Linked DNA regions of Homo sapiens: region 2 is linked to region 1. Evidence: read pairs that join two places in POLR2A ChIA-PET (ENCODE). Cell type or tissue: A673. All regions are shown on one strand. Each heading gives the region's core, and the rest is flanking DNA. Links, peaks and the distances in the headings are about the cores only. Region 1 overlaps LOC105373906 (a long non-coding RNA gene). Region 2 has its middle 260 kb from the start of SCG2.

Evidence for each region. ChIA-PET counts read pairs that join two places held together with the same protein. Peaks named below come from ENCODE experiments on the same cell type or tissue, not always from the same donor. Only the 100,000 strongest peaks of a DNase experiment are listed, where the experiment ranks them.
Region 2: POLR2A ChIA-PET joins it to region 1 with 11 read pairs; 2 of 35 experiments call an interaction of 5 or more read pairs at or near these places.

What each region holds. Positions count from the first base shown.
Region 1 is chr2:223,194,903-223,203,247 of GRCh38, reverse strand. LOC105373906 (a long non-coding RNA gene) reads left to right here. Exons shown (of 3, transcript XR_923951.1): 3 at 66-192. Among named protein-coding and RNA genes, the nearest start is that of KCNE4, 150 kb to the right of the region's middle. RefSeq lists an enhancer at 7,618-8,163. In A673, for the core only: no CTCF peak of the experiment used is centred there; DNase peaks (open chromatin) are centred at 2,957 and 3,507; H3K4me3 peaks cover 698 bases; H3K27ac peaks cover 4,003 bases.
Region 2 is chr2:223,338,010-223,346,354 of GRCh38, reverse strand. No RefSeq gene overlaps it. Among named protein-coding and RNA genes, the nearest start is that of SCG2, 260 kb to the left of the region's middle. In A673, for the core only: no CTCF peak of the experiment used is centred there; a DNase peak (open chromatin) is centred at 8,134.

The sequences.
Region 1 (8,345 bases), core at 210-8,209:
TAGTAATTCTTTCATTGTTAAGATTAACTTAACCATACAATTCTGACTGCTGTCTTATTTCCTAGGGATGATTTCACCTCACTCTTCCATTTCTGAAGCATGTGGGATTTTCTAAAATTTAGGGCAAACAATCAGTCAAAGAAAGAGAAAGCATTCCACCAAAGGAGAAAACACCAAGGATCCGCTTTCAGGGTAATGTTGCTCAAAGGGATAAAAAGTGAAACTTAGACTGAAATCGCTCATCTTTATTCAGATTGAAAAAGACAGGTTTTAAATCTTCCAAATTCAATGTGTTATAGAAAGACTATGAGTTTGCAAGTCAGCAAATGTGTATCCTCTCAGTTATTTAGCTGTCTGACCTTCAGCAAGAGATTCAAACTTTCTGGGTCTCAGTTTCTTTTTCTTTTCTTTTCTTTTCTTTTTTTTTTTTGTAAAAGAGGAAAATTAATGCTTGCTTCATATGGTTCATACAAGGAATGAATAAGAGTTAATATTTACCCCCATACCAGTTATCTATCGCTAAGTAACAAACACCTCAACATCATTTCTCACAAATCTCTGGGATGGCTGGGTGGTCTCACACGGGCTTGCTCTTGTGGTTGTATTCATCTGGTGGGTCAGCTGGAGCTGGAGAGTCTGTGTTGACATCGTGCATGTGTCTAAGGCCCTGATGGGAATGGTTGGAAGTCTGGGACCTCTCTCTTCACATGGTTCCTCATCATTCAGTAGATTAGCCCACCTTTATATGGCATCTAAGTTCCAAGAAAGTGAAGGCAGAGGCTTCAAGGCATCTTGAGGCTTAGGCTCCAGAGCTTCCAAAACATCATGTCAGCCACATTCTACTGGTTAAAGCAAGTTAGAATGTTAACTAGGATTCAAGGTGGAGAAATAGTATCTACCACTCAATGGAAAGTGCTCTGTTCTCAGTGTTTGTGTCCCATCAAATAGATATGTTGAAATATTAATTCCCAAGGTAATTGCATTAGATTGTAGAGACTTGAGAGGGTTATTAATTCTTGAAGATCATGCCCTCTTTGAGATTAGTGCCTTATAAAAGAGACTCCAGAGAGTGAATTCACGCCTTCCAAAATGTGAGGACATAGCCCAAAGGTACCATCTATGAACCAGGAAGTAGGATTTTGTCAAACACTGAATCTGCTGGCACCTTGGTCTTGAACTTTCCAGTCTCCAGAACTGTGAGAAAAACATTTCCATTGTTTATAATGATATTATGATATTTTGTTATAGCAGCCCAACCAAAACAGGAAGAATGGCAGTATTATATTGCAAATAAGTGTGAATATAGAGAATGTTATTCATTAAGGCCATTATTATAATACACTCCCTCTTGTATTATAGTCTGTGGGCCCTGTTTTCCAGTGCTGTAAAGTTTAGGAGAGTCTTTCATAATTCTATTGATTGGAAACTATGGTAAATTATTACAGTAATGGCACCCAGTGAATCACATGCCTTTTCATATTCGTGCCTTTATGTATTCCCCTTCCAAGTCGACATTGGACTTGGCCATGTGAATTGCTTTGGCCAACGGAACATCAGCAAATGTAACACAAATAGAAGCTTCAGAAGGGCTTGTACACTGGGGCTTGTTCTCTTGAACACCTTGAAACTGCAATGCCATAAAAATCCTGGGATGAAAAGCCACTGCAGAAAGAAGAGTGCAGCTGGGCCCAGGTTGCAGTTCTACCAGCCAGATACAGCTACATGAGTGAGCCCAGGTAAGACCAGCAGAAGGGACACCCAGTCAACCCACAGAATCATACATAAATGGCACTTGTTTTAAGCCACTGAGTTTTGGGGTACATAGCAATATATAACTGAAATATGGACTAAAAATATTCTAGCCAAAGGGTAGCCTATAACAATTGCCAAATACTAGCTTCACTACAAAATCACTAAGTCATTTCATGGTTTTAGACATAACATAGAGATAATATAATTAAGTGGTCTTTAAAATAACTTTTAACTATAGAATTCTTTTTTAAAACAACATCTTATCAGAGATTTAAAACAAGGAGACATCTTATTAGAATAAATTCATTTTATTGGTTCAAATTTATGGCATTTTGCTTAGAAAGCCAATTAATGAAAACACAATTCCTTTTTCTTTCATACAAAAATATAAATCCAGGCTCATAAATGGCAGTGAAAGACTTCTTGCAGTTTTAGCTTACAATTAATTTATATGTTTTCCTTTAGCAATATGGCATAAAGAAAATCCTCATTCAAGACAGACAAGTACTTATAAGTGTTAGGGTCATTTCACCACTTGCCTTGGAGTCTCAGGATATTGAATGGTCAGGAGAAGCATTATAACTTACTCCTACTTGGAAAAATATGAACCCATCAGTCCAAGCAAATACATTGATTGAAGTCCTCTGATGAGTTTATATTTTAAATATGTGACATTTAACTATTTAAAGATTACCATCTTTAAAAAGTTTAAAATCTATGTAGAAACTTAAATTCAAATTGATTGTTTGTAGAGCCCTTGAAGAACCCTGATGGTACTCTGCCATTCTTTGCAATTTATTTTGCGAATTACTATAACACTTGAAAACTGGTTTTGCTTTGTCGTTGATTTTGTTCAAAACTGAGGGAAGCGGATTGGGCATTTTAAAATAATGATTTCTCCCATGTTTCAAGTGTCAGTGCATTCTCAAAACCATTTCTTGGGCTCTTTAAAGAACATTCCTGCTGGTTTCATTTTTTATTCGTCAAGAATTTTTGTAAAAAATCAAAAACAAAAACAAGAAAAAAGCAAAAACCCAGTGAAAGGAACTGCCTCGCGAAAGAAATGTCACAATTAAAACTGAATGGTATTTTTCAGCTCATTTGTGTGAACTGGCAATCTACTTGAGACTTCAGCAGGGGGTCTGCACTTCATTAGTTCAGCCGGCAAGAACATGCTCTCTTCAAGAACACGCTCTCTTGAAAGCTTTGGTTTGCCTTCACCACTGTTTTTGCCAGGGTTGACAGTTTAACAACTGGAAGCTGTGTGCTCTTCATCTAATTTTAATGAAGCTTTTCCTTTCAGAAGGAAAACCTGACAACAGAGAAGTCTTCAAGGAAGCCAAGTAATTCAACCACCTGACTAAATTTTTGGAGGAAAACAGAGGGTTCTCTTAAGGGTGTGGAATAATCAAAGCAGCCATTGCTATGCTCCTGCAAAACAAGTCCCAGTAGCACAATGGAAATAACTGGATTGTTTAGCATTTCAACACCCATCAACAGTAAGACATATCACAAATATGTGGGAGAAATTTGCATCTATAATCTAGGAAAACTGGGATTTTTAAATTACTTCTGCCTAGGTAGAGGGGGAGTAGAAGAAAAGGCAGAATGGAAAATGTCAGGGTTTCCTTCCTTCCTTCCTTCCTTCCTTCCTTCCTTCCTTCCTTCCTTCCTTCATTTATTCTACCAATATCTACTGAGCTACTATTGATGTGTAATCACCAGGCTCAGCACTCAGGATACAGCAATATATGAGACAGACACAGTTTACAGCCCCCTGGGGAGTTATACCTACAAAAGGACAAAGAGTGGAAAAAGCAAGAGGAAGACATTCAGAGGAAAATTTTTGGAATTCTGAGGCCCACTCTGGATGATATATGGACTCTGACTGTTTGGGACACATTTCTAATTTCTGTTTAATCCTTACTCACATCTACTACATATCAAAGGTCAAATAGAAGTTATAAGGTGAGGTGAGGATGTCACTGAGGTACTGCTCTTTGGCCTTCTGGTAAGGTGCCCCCACAGGTGAATTCATGGATATTCAGATAGGATTTGCAGGCTAAGAACTCTGAATTGTTAGCATCTTGAGAAGGGAAACTGTCCATAAGGACAGACACTTCTTACCAAGATCACAGGGGTAATGTGTAAACCAGAATGGCAATTAATTAATTAATTTACACTGAAATACAACTGTTAGACAAATCAGCTCAAATAATATATTATCTTGCAGCAGACAGAACTATATGAGAAATCAGACTATGATGAGAAAAATTCTAGGTAGCATTCTCCACTAAGTCAACATGAGACCAACTTTCTTACTACAAGGCCAGTCTTACCTGTGAGATTGTATAGTAGCTCTTTTTTTGGTTTGTTTTTTTGTTCACCACCCATGACATCTTTATTTTTTAATTTTTTATTATACTTTAAGTTCTGGGATACATGTACAGATGTGCAGGTTTGTTACATAGGTATACATGTGCCATGGTGGTTTGCTGCACCCATCAACTCATCATCTACATTAGGTATTTCTCCTAATGCTATCCCTCCCCTAGCCCCCTCCCACTCCCTGACAGGCCCAGGTGTCTGATGTTCCCCTCCCTGTGTCCAACTGTTCTCATTGTTCAACTCCCACTTATGAGTGAGAACATGCAGTGTTTGGTTTTCTGTCCTTGTGTTAGTTTGCTGAGAATGATAGTTTCCAGCTTCATCCATCTCCCTGCAAAGGACATGAACTCATCCTTTTTTATGGCTGCATAGTATTCCATGGTGTATATGTGCCACATTTTCTTAATCCAGTCTACCATTGATGGGCATTTGGGTTGGTTCCAAGCCTTTGCTATTGTGAACAGTGCTGCAATAAACATACGGGTGCATGTGTCTTTATAGTAGAATGTTTTATAATCCTTTGGGTATATACCCAGTAATGGGATTGCTGGGTCAAATAGTATTTCTGGTTCTAGATCCTTGAGGAATCACCACACTGCCTTCCACAATGGTTGAGCTAATTTACACTCCCACCAACAGTGTAAAAGCATTCCTATTTCTCCACATCCTCTCCAGCATCCGTTGTTTCCTGACTTTTTAATGATCACCATTCTAACTGGCATGAGATGGTATCTCATTGTGGTTTTTATTTGCATTTCTCTAATGACCAGTGATGATGAGCTTTTTTTCATATGTTTGTTGGTCACATAAATGTCTTCTTTTGAGAAGTGTCTGTTCATATGCTTTGCCCGCTTTTTATGGGTTTTTTTTTTTTCTTGCAAATTTGTTTAAGTTCTTTGTAGATTCTGGATATTAGCCCTTTGTCACATGGATAGATTGCAAACATTTTCTCCCATTCTGTAGGTTGCCTGCTCACTCTGATGATGTTTCTTTTGCTGTGCAGAAGCTCTTTAGTTTAATTAGATCTCATTTGTCAATTTTGGTTTTTGTTGCCATTGCTTTTGGTGTTTTAGTCATGAAGTCTTTGCCCATGCCTACTTCCTTAATGGTGTTGCCTAGGTTTTCTTCTAGGGTTTTTATGGTTTTAGGTCTTATGTTTAAGTCTTTAATCCATCTTGAGTTAATTTTTGTATAAGATGTAAGGAAGAGGTCCAGTTTCAGTTTTCTGCATATGGCTAGCCAGTTTTCCCAACTGTATGGTAGCTCTTGATTCTGGTCTCCAATGCTTGTGCTATCAGCCCACCTCCTACCTGGTGACAGAAAACACTCCCGTTACCATAAACGTAGGAATAGCCATGCTTAGCTAATCAGGGCAGTCCACGATGGGGTGAGTGGTGGGCAATGAGATTGTGGAGTGCCTGGCTGTGACCCCTGTAGGATAGTGAGGTGAAGTTGGTCATATAACCACATTTGCATGTTTAATGATCCCTTTACATTTTGGGGAGAACAGACGAGAGCAGGGCCAGAATGTGTGAAAAACCCTTTGACAAGATATAATGGTCACCTGGCATATGACTGTGGCAATGAGCATGAGAGAAATAAAGATTCCAGAGCTAGAGGGTAAAATCCCTAGGACTTGAAGAAAGTTGACTGTAGGAGGCAAGCGCAAGAAATGTCAGGGGCAGATTCTAGGTTTCAGGCTTGTTTGTGGAATTGGTAAAGAACAATTCCATTGAGTGAGAGAGGAAACTGGAAGAGGCCTGGGTAAAGAACTGTCAAAGGCACTTGAACCAGAGCAACTGCATCTTGAATAGGGGCTGGGTAAAATAAGACTGAAATCTACTGGGCTGCATTCCCAGACAGTTAGGCATTCTAAGTCACAGGATGAGATAGGAGGTCGGCACAAGATACAGGTCATAAAGACCTGCTGTTAAAATAGCTTGCAGTAAAGAAGCCAGCCAAAACCCACCAAAACCAATGTGGCAATAAGAAGGACCTCTGGTTGTCCTCACTGCTACACTCCCACCAGCTTCATGACAGTTTACAAATGCCATAGCAACATCAGGAACTCACCCAGTATGGTCTAAAAAGGGGAGGCATAAAAAACATATCCCTTGTTTAGCATATAATCAAGAAATAACCATAAAAATGGGCAACCAACAGCCTTCAGGGCTGCTCTGTCTATGGAGAAGCCATTCTTTATTCCTCTACTTTCTTAATAAACTTGCTTTCACTTTACAGATTGACCTGAATCCTTTCTTGCACAAGATCCAAGAACCCTCTCCTGGGGTCTGGTTCTGGATCCCTTTCTAGTAAGAGAACAGCTTTCCAGTAACAGAACAGGGAACTGGGGAAGTGTCAGATAAAGGATCAACAGACTCATGGTGGTTGACAGTTCAGGATCTAGAAGACACAGAAATCATGGAGTCTCCTAAGGTCTCAACACAGACAAACTCAAGTTCAGTCCTGACCCCTCCTAGAGGCCAGCTTTGGGTCCTCAAAGGAGCCTCCTGTGAAGAATGCTTCCTGCCGCTGCCTCCCTGTGGGTTCACTTACACAACAAGGCATTCCTTCAAGAAAGCAGGAGTCCCAGATTCCAGGGAGCAGCGGGGGACTGTGTGAAATGTCCTGCCCCAGGAAAAACGATGTCAGAAGAAGACGCTGGGGACCCAAAGGGAGCTTTCACTGGCCAACCCGTTCATGTACTGTTCATGACCTTTCATGAAGGTTCCCAGCAACCTTCATGCCCTCAGGGCCTCTGAAAGTAGTCAGACACCCTGAATTCTGACCCTGGGGAAAGCTGAGGCCAACCTGGACTACTAAGATGGTCAAATATAAAATATAACTTGAAGAAATGCAATGTTATTATGTTTAGGTATAAACCATTTATTGTTTTACCAGAATAAGTTAACAAAATGTTGCCTGGTGAAGCACCAGATTAAGATTTTAAGAAATGGAAAAATAATTATTTGAGACTAGCATATCAAGATTTTAATGAAATGGAAATTATATAGGACATTCATCTCAAACTGGCAGCCTTAGATAATTTAGCCCCCAAAGTGAGTTTTTAAAAACAATTCAAATTAATTGCCAACATTTAAAGATCCATAAATTCCAGGCGAATATCAAGATTTTTAGCTTTTCTTTAAAATGGCCACAACTCTTTGGACCCCTCTGATAGAAACTTTAAAAGTTTACATTTCCATGCTAAAAATACAGCTGAGATACATCTTAATACAATGATTCTAAAGGGACAGACACTGGACCGAGATTCTCTGAGTTTGAATCCTGGCTGTGCCACCTCCTGGTTGGGTGACTGGGCAAGTTATTAAACCACACTGACCCTTGGTGTCCTCACCTGTAAATCAGTGATAATTATAGTACTTATCTCATAGGGTAGTTACTATGTGCCTGGCATATAATTATCATATTTAGTATAATATAATAATTATGACAATATACTTATGACAATAATAAGCACTGCATGTTATTGCTATTGTGACTATTTTCCCTTGCAAATCCTTTCTCCACTGGCAACATAAAGCTAATTTTATAGCCCTGCTAACTTAAAACAAACTCTCTATGGTAGAACCTAAACAAATTGTCAGGCCTCTGAGCCTAAGCTAAGCCATCATATCCCCTGTGACCTGCATGAACACATCCAGATGGCTGGTTCCTGCCTTAACTGATGACATTCCACCACAAAAGAAGTGAAAATGGCCTGTTCCTGCCTTAACTGATAACTAATTATCTTGTGAAATTCCTTCTCCTGGCTCGTCCTGGCTCAAAAGCTCCCTTACTGAGCACCTTGTGACCTCCACTCCTGCCCACCAGAGAACAACCCCCCTTTTTCCTTTACCTACCCAAATCCTATAAAACGGCCCCACCCCTATCTCCTTTCGCTGACTCTCTTTTTGGACTCAGCCCGCCTACACCCAGGTGAAATAAACAGCTTTATTGCTCACACAAAGCCTGTTTGGTGGTCTCTTCACACGGATGCGAGTGAAATTTGGTGCCATGACTCGGATCGGGGGACCTCCCTTGGGAGATCAATCCCCTGTCCTCCTGCTCTTTGCTCCGTGAGAAAGATCCACCTACGACCACAGGTCCTCAGACCAACCAGCCCAAGAAACATCTCACCAATTTCAAATCTGGTAAGTGGCCTCTTTTTACTCTCTTCCCCAACCTCCCTCACTATCCCTCAA
Region 2 (8,345 bases), core at 149-8,148, 140 kb before region 1:
CTCAAAATAAATTGATAAGCAATTTTTGTGGTGAAGAGAAAAATCTGTTGAGATAGATGAGAACATGGTGTCCACAGATATTAATTGGGTCATATTTTCTGTTAAGAATAAAAAAATAAAAATCTTCATAATAAAGTGTCAACCTATTATCCTAGGGATAAATCAGAAAGTTTAAGATATTGAGGTAAAGCAAGTACCTTAAAAGATCAGTTATAAAGTATGTCTACAAAACTTAAAAAGTGTTTAATGTAGCTCCTTGAGAATTATGAGACAGCCGTGTTACCTGCTTCCAAAATCATGAAAAATGTTTAGCTGTCAGGGATCAGGATGAAGAGAACTCTAGGGCAGCTTCCAGGGTCACAGAAGCAGGAACTCAGGGAAAATTTCTCTAGAACCCTAATGGTGGAAGGAATACTAGCTTGGTCACACCAGCTTCCATCCACTAGTCACCGTGGAAGTCTCCTTAGTCTCTTTTGGGTCTGGGCTTGAGCAGTTAGGGCATTCATTTGACCTCCCTCTGGATATTTTGGTTACCAAAGAAGGATAAAGGGGGACACTTGGAGTCCCCCAAACCCATTGAGCCTGAGTTTCCACACCTTTATTTATTTTATTTATATATATATTATACTTTAAGTTCTAGGGTACATGTGCACAACGTGCAGGTTTGTTACATATGTATACATGTGAAATGTTGGTGTGCTGGACCCATTAACTCGTCATTTACATTAGGTATATCTCCTAATGCTATCCCTCCCCCTCCCCCCACCCCACAACAGTCCCCGGTGTGTGATCTTCCCCTTCCTATGTCCAAGTGTTCTCATTGTTCAATTCCCACCTATGAGTAAGAACATGTGGTGTTTGGTTTTTTGTCCTTGAGATAGTTTGCTGAGAATGATGGTTTCCAGCTTCATCCATGTCCCTACAAAGGACATGAACTCACATTTTTATGGCTGCATAGTATTCCATGGCATATATGTGCCACATTTTCTTAATCCAGTCTATCATTGTTGGACATTTGGGTTGGTTCCAAGTCTTTGCTATTGTGAGTAGTGACACAATAAACATATGTGTACATGTGTCTTTATAGCAGCATGATTTATATTCCTTTGCGTATATACCCAGTAATGGCATGGCTGGGTCAAATGGTATTTCTAGTTCTAGATCCCTGAGGAATTGCCACACTGTCTTCTACAATGGTTGAACTAGTTTACAGTCCCACCGACAGTATAAAAGTGTTCCTATTTCTCCACATCCTCTCCAGCACCTGTTGTTTCCTGGCTTTTTAATGATGGCCATTCTAACTGGTGTGAGATGGTATCTCATTATGGTTTTGATTTGCATTTCTCTGATGGCCAGTGATGATGAGCATTTTTTCATGTGTCTGTTGGCTGCATAAATGTCTTCTTTTGAGAAGTGTCTGTTCATATCCTTTGCCCACTTTTTGATGGGGTTGTTTGTTTTTTTCTTGTAAATTTGTTTGAGTTCTTTGTAGATTCTGGATATTAGCCCTTTGTCAGATGAGTAGATTTCAAAAATTTTCTCCATAGTGTTGAAAATTCTGGCCAGGGCAATCAGGCAGGAGAAAGAAATAAAGGGTATTCAATTAGGAAAAGAGGAAGTCAAGTTGTCCCTGTTTGTAGATGACATGATCGTATATCTAGAAAACCCCATCATCTCAGCCCAAAATCTCCTTAAGCTGATAAGCAACTTCAGCAGTCTCAGGATACAAAATCAAAGTGCAAAAATCACAAGCATTCTTATACACCAATAACAGACAAACAGAGAGCCAAATCATGAGTGAACTCCCATTCACAATTGCTTCAAAGAGAATAAAATACGTAGGAATCCAACTTATAAGGGACGTGAAGGACCTCTTAAAGGAGAACTACAAACCACTGCTTAACGAAATGAAAGAGGACACAAACAAATGGAAGAACATTCCATGCTCATGGATAGCAAGAATCAATATCGTGAAAATGGCCATAGTGCCCACGGTAATTTACAGATTCAATGCCATCCCCATCAAACTACCAATGACTTTCTTCACAGAACTGGAAAAAACTACTTTAAATTTCATATGGGACCAAAAAAGAGCCCGTATTGCCAAGTCAATCCTAACCCAAAAGAACAAAGCTGGAGGCATCACACTACCTGACTTCAAACTATACTACAAGGCTACAGTAATCAAAACAGCATGGTACTAGTACCAAAACAGAGATATAGACCAATGGAACAGAACAGAGCCCTCAGAAATAATGCTGCATATCTACAACTATGTGATCTTTGACAAACCTGGCAAAAAGAAGAAATGGGGAAAGGATTCCCTATTTAACAAATGGTGCTGGGAAAACTGGCTAGCCATACGTAGAAAGCTGAAACTGGATCCCTTCCTTACACCTTATACAAAAATTAATTCAACATGGATTAAAGACTTACATGTTAGACCTAAAACCATAAAAACTCTAGAAGAAAACCTAGGCAATACCATTCAGGACATAGGTATGGGCAAGGACTTCATGTCTAAAACACCAAAAGCAATGGCAACAAAAGCCAAAATTGACAAATGGGATCTAATTAAACTAAAGAGCTCCTGCACAGCAGAAGAAACTACCATCAGAGTGAACAGGCAACCTACAGAATGGGAGTTTCCACACCTTTAAAGCAAAAAGTCTGAATTAGAAGAACCCTTGGATCCTTTAAGTTCTCATGTTTCTCAGTTGTTTTCATTGAAGCCAGAATATCCCACACCTATGGTATATTTTTAAAAGGTGCGTTAATCAATGACGCTTGAAAGAAATACCCAGATTTGAAAGGACTAAAAAGGCCACATACTATATATAGCATTTTTTTTGTCACTAATTAATCCCTTGAAAATTTCAAGGTATTCAACTGAAGTATGAACATCCTAAATATACTGATATAAAGCCCATTACTAATGTAAGATTCTATATCAAATCTGTATAACCTTAACCATAAATACCTGACTTCCTATAGGGCAGTCCAGAGTAAATTTTTCACTGCCTAAGCCATTTGTTATCCTGATCAGATTTTAAGCACTGTAATTTACATCGTTGTTTAAAATATTATAAAATTATTTTTTTATAACCACTTTTTTTCTAACAAAATAAGGAATGATTTTCTTCTGTAGGTAAAAGCTGTGATCTACACAAGCAGAGTTTTTTAAACACAGTTTTTAAAGAGAATCTGGCCCTAGGTAGACCATGCACCTTAAGTATATAACATCCAAAAATAGCATTTAGATCCACAAGGAGAGAGGTTTGATGTTTGCTAGTAAAACATCAGAATATATTTTGAGCTGCATAATGTCATCTGTTCCACATCAAACAGCAGTAAAATGTAGCATTTTGATGTTCTTATACTGTGTTCACTCATCTTTTGTCTTCAAACTGTCTCAATTATAATGTTCCTTCCAGAAGCAGGAATTGTTCTCTCCTTTTCATTCTGCCAGGCCTATTTTAGGCACTGTCTTTCCATGAGGAATTATTTGGCTGCTTATACACCCCAGGTTCATTTACTAGGTTTGAAATTAGCCTTCAGGATAGTGCTTTATATTTTTGTTTAAAGGATAAATTATCTGTTTTTGTGATTGTAAAACACGTACTCATAAGAAATTAGGAAAGCAAAGTAAACATCAACTGATATTAATTACCATTTATAGTATTTTTATTTTCTTATAGTATTGTAAAGGGAAATAAAAAACACGAGTATTGTATAAGTATGTATAATACTTTAAAGTTAGATCATATAAGATGTAGTTTTTGTGCTTTTAATGGCTGCATGGAATTCCTTCCTAAGAGTCATAACTAGATTTCAAACTGTTTTTACATGCATTCTCTTTCTTGATCTAAGAAATGCTTCTTTATTCTTCTTTGGCAGACCTTTCTTGGCAGTATAAAATTGATTTTTAAAAAAGCATTACTTCTAAAACATGAGCTACATATATATGGAAATTGATAAAGCAAAGCCTCCCTGTACTCCTCAGTGAGTTTTGCAGTCTCTGCCTAGAGATGAAATGTCTCTTCTGCTAATAACATTTATGCCAAACATTTGAACAACTCTTACTGTAAAAAGCAAAGTAAAAAAAAAGTATGAATATGTCTTGTAATCTCTTTAGACAGCTGCTAATAGATGATAAATTTACATTTTAAAATAGGTTTTAGACAAAGATCTGATTTGGACTGAAAATGCTGGGTATTTCTGCCATGCCACATTATGCTTAAGCTACCTTTGAATGCATGTATAAGAAAGAACAAAGAAAAATAACTTCTGATCCTAAAAATTAGAAGAAATTCCCGCCCCCCACCCCCGACCCGCAACACGTACACACAAAGTCAGCCCTCCGTGTCTGAGAGTTCTGCATCCACAGATTGAGCCAACCACAGGTCAAGAATAACCAGAAAAAAAAAAATTAATGGTTATGTCTGTACTGAGTGTGTACAGACATTTTTCCTTGACACTAGTCCCTAAACAATACAACATAACAATTATTTATATAGCATTTAAATTGTATTAAGTATTATAAGTAATCTAGAGATAATTTGGAGTGGTTAGGAGGATGTGCATAGGTTATACGCAAATACTATGTCGTTTTATTTTTTATATATTTTATTGATTGATTGATTGATTGATTGATTGATTGAGAGAGTGTTTAGCTCTGTCTCCTAGGCTGGAGTGCAGTGGTATGATCTCGACTCACTGCAACCTACGCCTCCCGGGTTCAAGCAATTCTCCAGGCACAGCCTCTCGAGTAGCTGGGATTACAGGCGCCCACCACCATGCCTGGCTAATTTTTGTATTTTTAGTAGAGACGAAGTTCAACCATTTTGGCCAGGCTGGTCTTGAACTCCTGACCTCAAGTGATCTGCCAGCCTCAGCCTCCCAAGGTGCTAGGATTACAGGTGTGAGTCACCGCATCCAGCCTCCTATGCCATTTTATATAAGGGACTTGGGCATCTCTGGATTTTGACATCTATGGGAGCCCTGCAACCAATTTCCCATCGATGCTGAGGTACCAACGATATTAGCAACAAGAAATAACTCAACAAGACCATCAAGAAATGAAGATCAATGTGTAATCATTTCTGTAGAGGTGTGCACTAAAGACATAAGTGACATTAATGACCAATGGCCATTTTACATGTGACACAGACAAACTTAATTTTTATTATAATCATCTTTACAGGGATCACCACTTTCTGCCACTTTTGGGGAGAATTATTGCCTGCTTTATTTGTCTACAAGGATAATGGAGAGATTGGGGTAGAGTTTTAAATAGATGATTGGAAACAAGACTTTCGTGAGGTTTTACTTTGTAGTGTGTGCTATAATTCTCTTCTCCCTTTGTTCCCACCTAAACCAGATCTTCAGTAAAGGTCTACATTAGCCCTTAAAGCTTTTGGACTCCAGTTATTATTCTTCTGGAGGCATTGGTGTAACGAAACTCACTTTGACACAGGAGCAAGTATTCTCTGCCTACAGATATATTCTTATAAGAATACTTACTGAAGTTTGGATGGTTAAAAACTTCGGGTATATGTGTAATTCTGTCCCCTGGGAATGGTGCAGCAAAATACCAATAGAAATCAAAAGTAAAAATCACTGAAAACTTAGTCCATTTGAAAATTTGGTGTCTATATTTGGGCATCTCACTTAAACTCTGTTTGCTTGAGGTTCATTATTTATAAAATTGAGAAAATAATCTTTTAATTTGGCTTTACTATGTCTTTTTTGGAGTGTTCAATAGGAAATACTTTTAAATGCTTTGCAGACTTCTGAGTGCCTCATATGCATGTTTATAATTGTGTACGATGAAGACTTTCTATTGTTGGCATAGCCAGATAGGGATCTCTTTACTTCTTGCTTATAAATTGGACTAGAAATGAGAAATAAAAAGTCTTGGCTAAATATTTTCTACTGGAAACCTCTTCCCCTGAGCCATGCTGTTGAATCATATGGAAACCTCAGGGAACTCCTTTGTCTTCTCTTGGTCTCTGATTTTCTAGAGGTACTAGCAGAAGATGAAAGCAAGGGAAGAAAGTGAGGTGACAGTGTCCATTCTCGGTTGTCCTGAGACCTGGTCACTGTGGGTTGCCTGTGTCTCTCCATCAAAGGCCAGGTCCTGTCCAAGAGCTTCTCCATCCCCCTCCTCTTTCCAGATTCCAGTCTCTGCCTCCTCCACATGTTCCTTCAGACCCAGTATGTTTGCGGCTCCTCACTCTCTTCAGCCCAGAGGTCTTGCACTGCACCTTGTTTCCTTGAAAGCTTGTCCATGCCTCTGTAAGTAGTGTAGTCTTTTTCTTTTTTAAGTAAACTCACCTTAAATTACCCCATTTGAATATGCCATCTGTGTTCTTACCCAAACTCTGACTGGTATGGGTCTCGTTACCAAACACATTTATATCGCCACCTGTTTTTGCTTATTTAATATCTCATCATCACCTCTTCCAATCTGAGTTTATGTTGTTTTCCAGATAGTGTTCTGGATTGGATTTTAAAAAAGACTATTTTATACTTATTTTATAATGAAGAAACTTATGCTTTTCTTTCTTATGACACAAAAGTATACAGAGGAAAATCTATAAAGAATATACACAAAATATGAAATATTCTGCAAATGCAAATAATTAAAAGTGTCCCTCATAAGGCAGACAACCATACCCCTCCCATGACTTCCCTACACTCGTTATGACTATTACAAGCACACACACACACACACACACACACACACACACAAATTCCAAGTAGGTGACAGGCCCAGACAGTGGCCTCACTAAGTTGAAACCTTGGTTGACAATAGATATGGCTGCTGCCTCACCAATCCTTCCCAATGCTCCAGAAATGATGGGATGAGGTCCTGCCAACCTAGTGTGTAAATACAAAGTCCAGAGAATACAGAGGAAGATACAGGATAGGAAGAAAGTTGTGGATTCCACTTGTTTGTGGTTATACACCACAAACAAGAAATTCCCAGAAATAACTAGGCAGAGAGCTTTTGTTTTTAGGAATCTAGATTTTCTGCAAAAAATAGAAGATTAAGGCTATAAAAATATCAACTTTTAACTTGGAGAACATGAGTTATATAACTTTGAAATGGCAGAGGAAAAAGAAAGAACAAAAGAGAAAAATAGAATAGACATTATTCCTTCAACACAAAAAGCCTTCAGAAAGGAGAGAAGGGAAACTGTTCTGTGATAGGTACAGAAATTAAGCAGAATCCTCCCCAGAGTGCTTTATGTTGAGAGGAGAAGGGCACATGTTTTCTCCAAAGCCCACTGATGAATTATTTTGAGGCTTAGGTATCTTGGTCAGACTTATTCTCAAGGCTAATGTAATGATGTGTCTGAGGCATCTAATGTTTCCATTACATGTTCCACAAGTACAAAAGTTCATCTTTTTTTGAAAGGCCAAGGGTACACAGAATGTCTACAACTTGATTAATGAAAAAGACATCATGAAAATATTTTTAAAGCCATTGAGGGAAAATAAGTTAACAAGGATTTTTTGTTGTCCTATTAAAACTCGGGACATCGTTTTTCCAGTTATCACAAGAATAGGACTGATCACTTTCAATTTCTCTTCTTTCATTTGGGATACGGGAAATGGGCATGGTGGCTGAAATGATGTTCCATTTACCAAAAGAGGGAACAGCTCCAAAAAAGAAACAAACAGGCCTTGGGTAAAATGGCACGGTGATTGGGAATGAAAGCAAGCATACATACTCCGAATTTAAAAATTTATGAAACTCATAATGAACATTCTCAAAATACTTGAGTTTCTCCTGCTCGTATGCATCCCATGTTGCACCTCTTTTCATCGATTGTCTGTATTATGCATTGTACACTAATCAGGATTGACCCTGAGGTTGCAACTTATTGCTGACTCCAGCCAAATGTCCTCACCCTTAAGCCTATCTCAAAATATATCTCAACATACAGAAACTCGATGACAGAAATGCCTATTTTCAAGCACTGATGGCTTGGGCTAAGCACTGTGTCCCTGGGGGTTCACAATTTAAATGGCCCATGAAGCCCAGGAAAACATTTTTCTCAACAAAATCATTGGCATATGTGGAGACAAGCAAACTTGTTAATGAAAGGACTGGAGCCCCATGGCTTTCCTTCCCTCCAAGCCCCCACCTCCACCCCCAACCTCCACAGAGCTCCCATGGCTCACAGCTTGAAAATCACTTCTCTAAGCCATTAAACTATTAGCTTCACATATCATCCAAGGAGACATTAAGGACATGAGCATTAGGAAGTACAACAGACAAATGCATTAGGGAGTAGAAATAGAAAATAAAGATAAATATCAAGAAGAAAATGAGT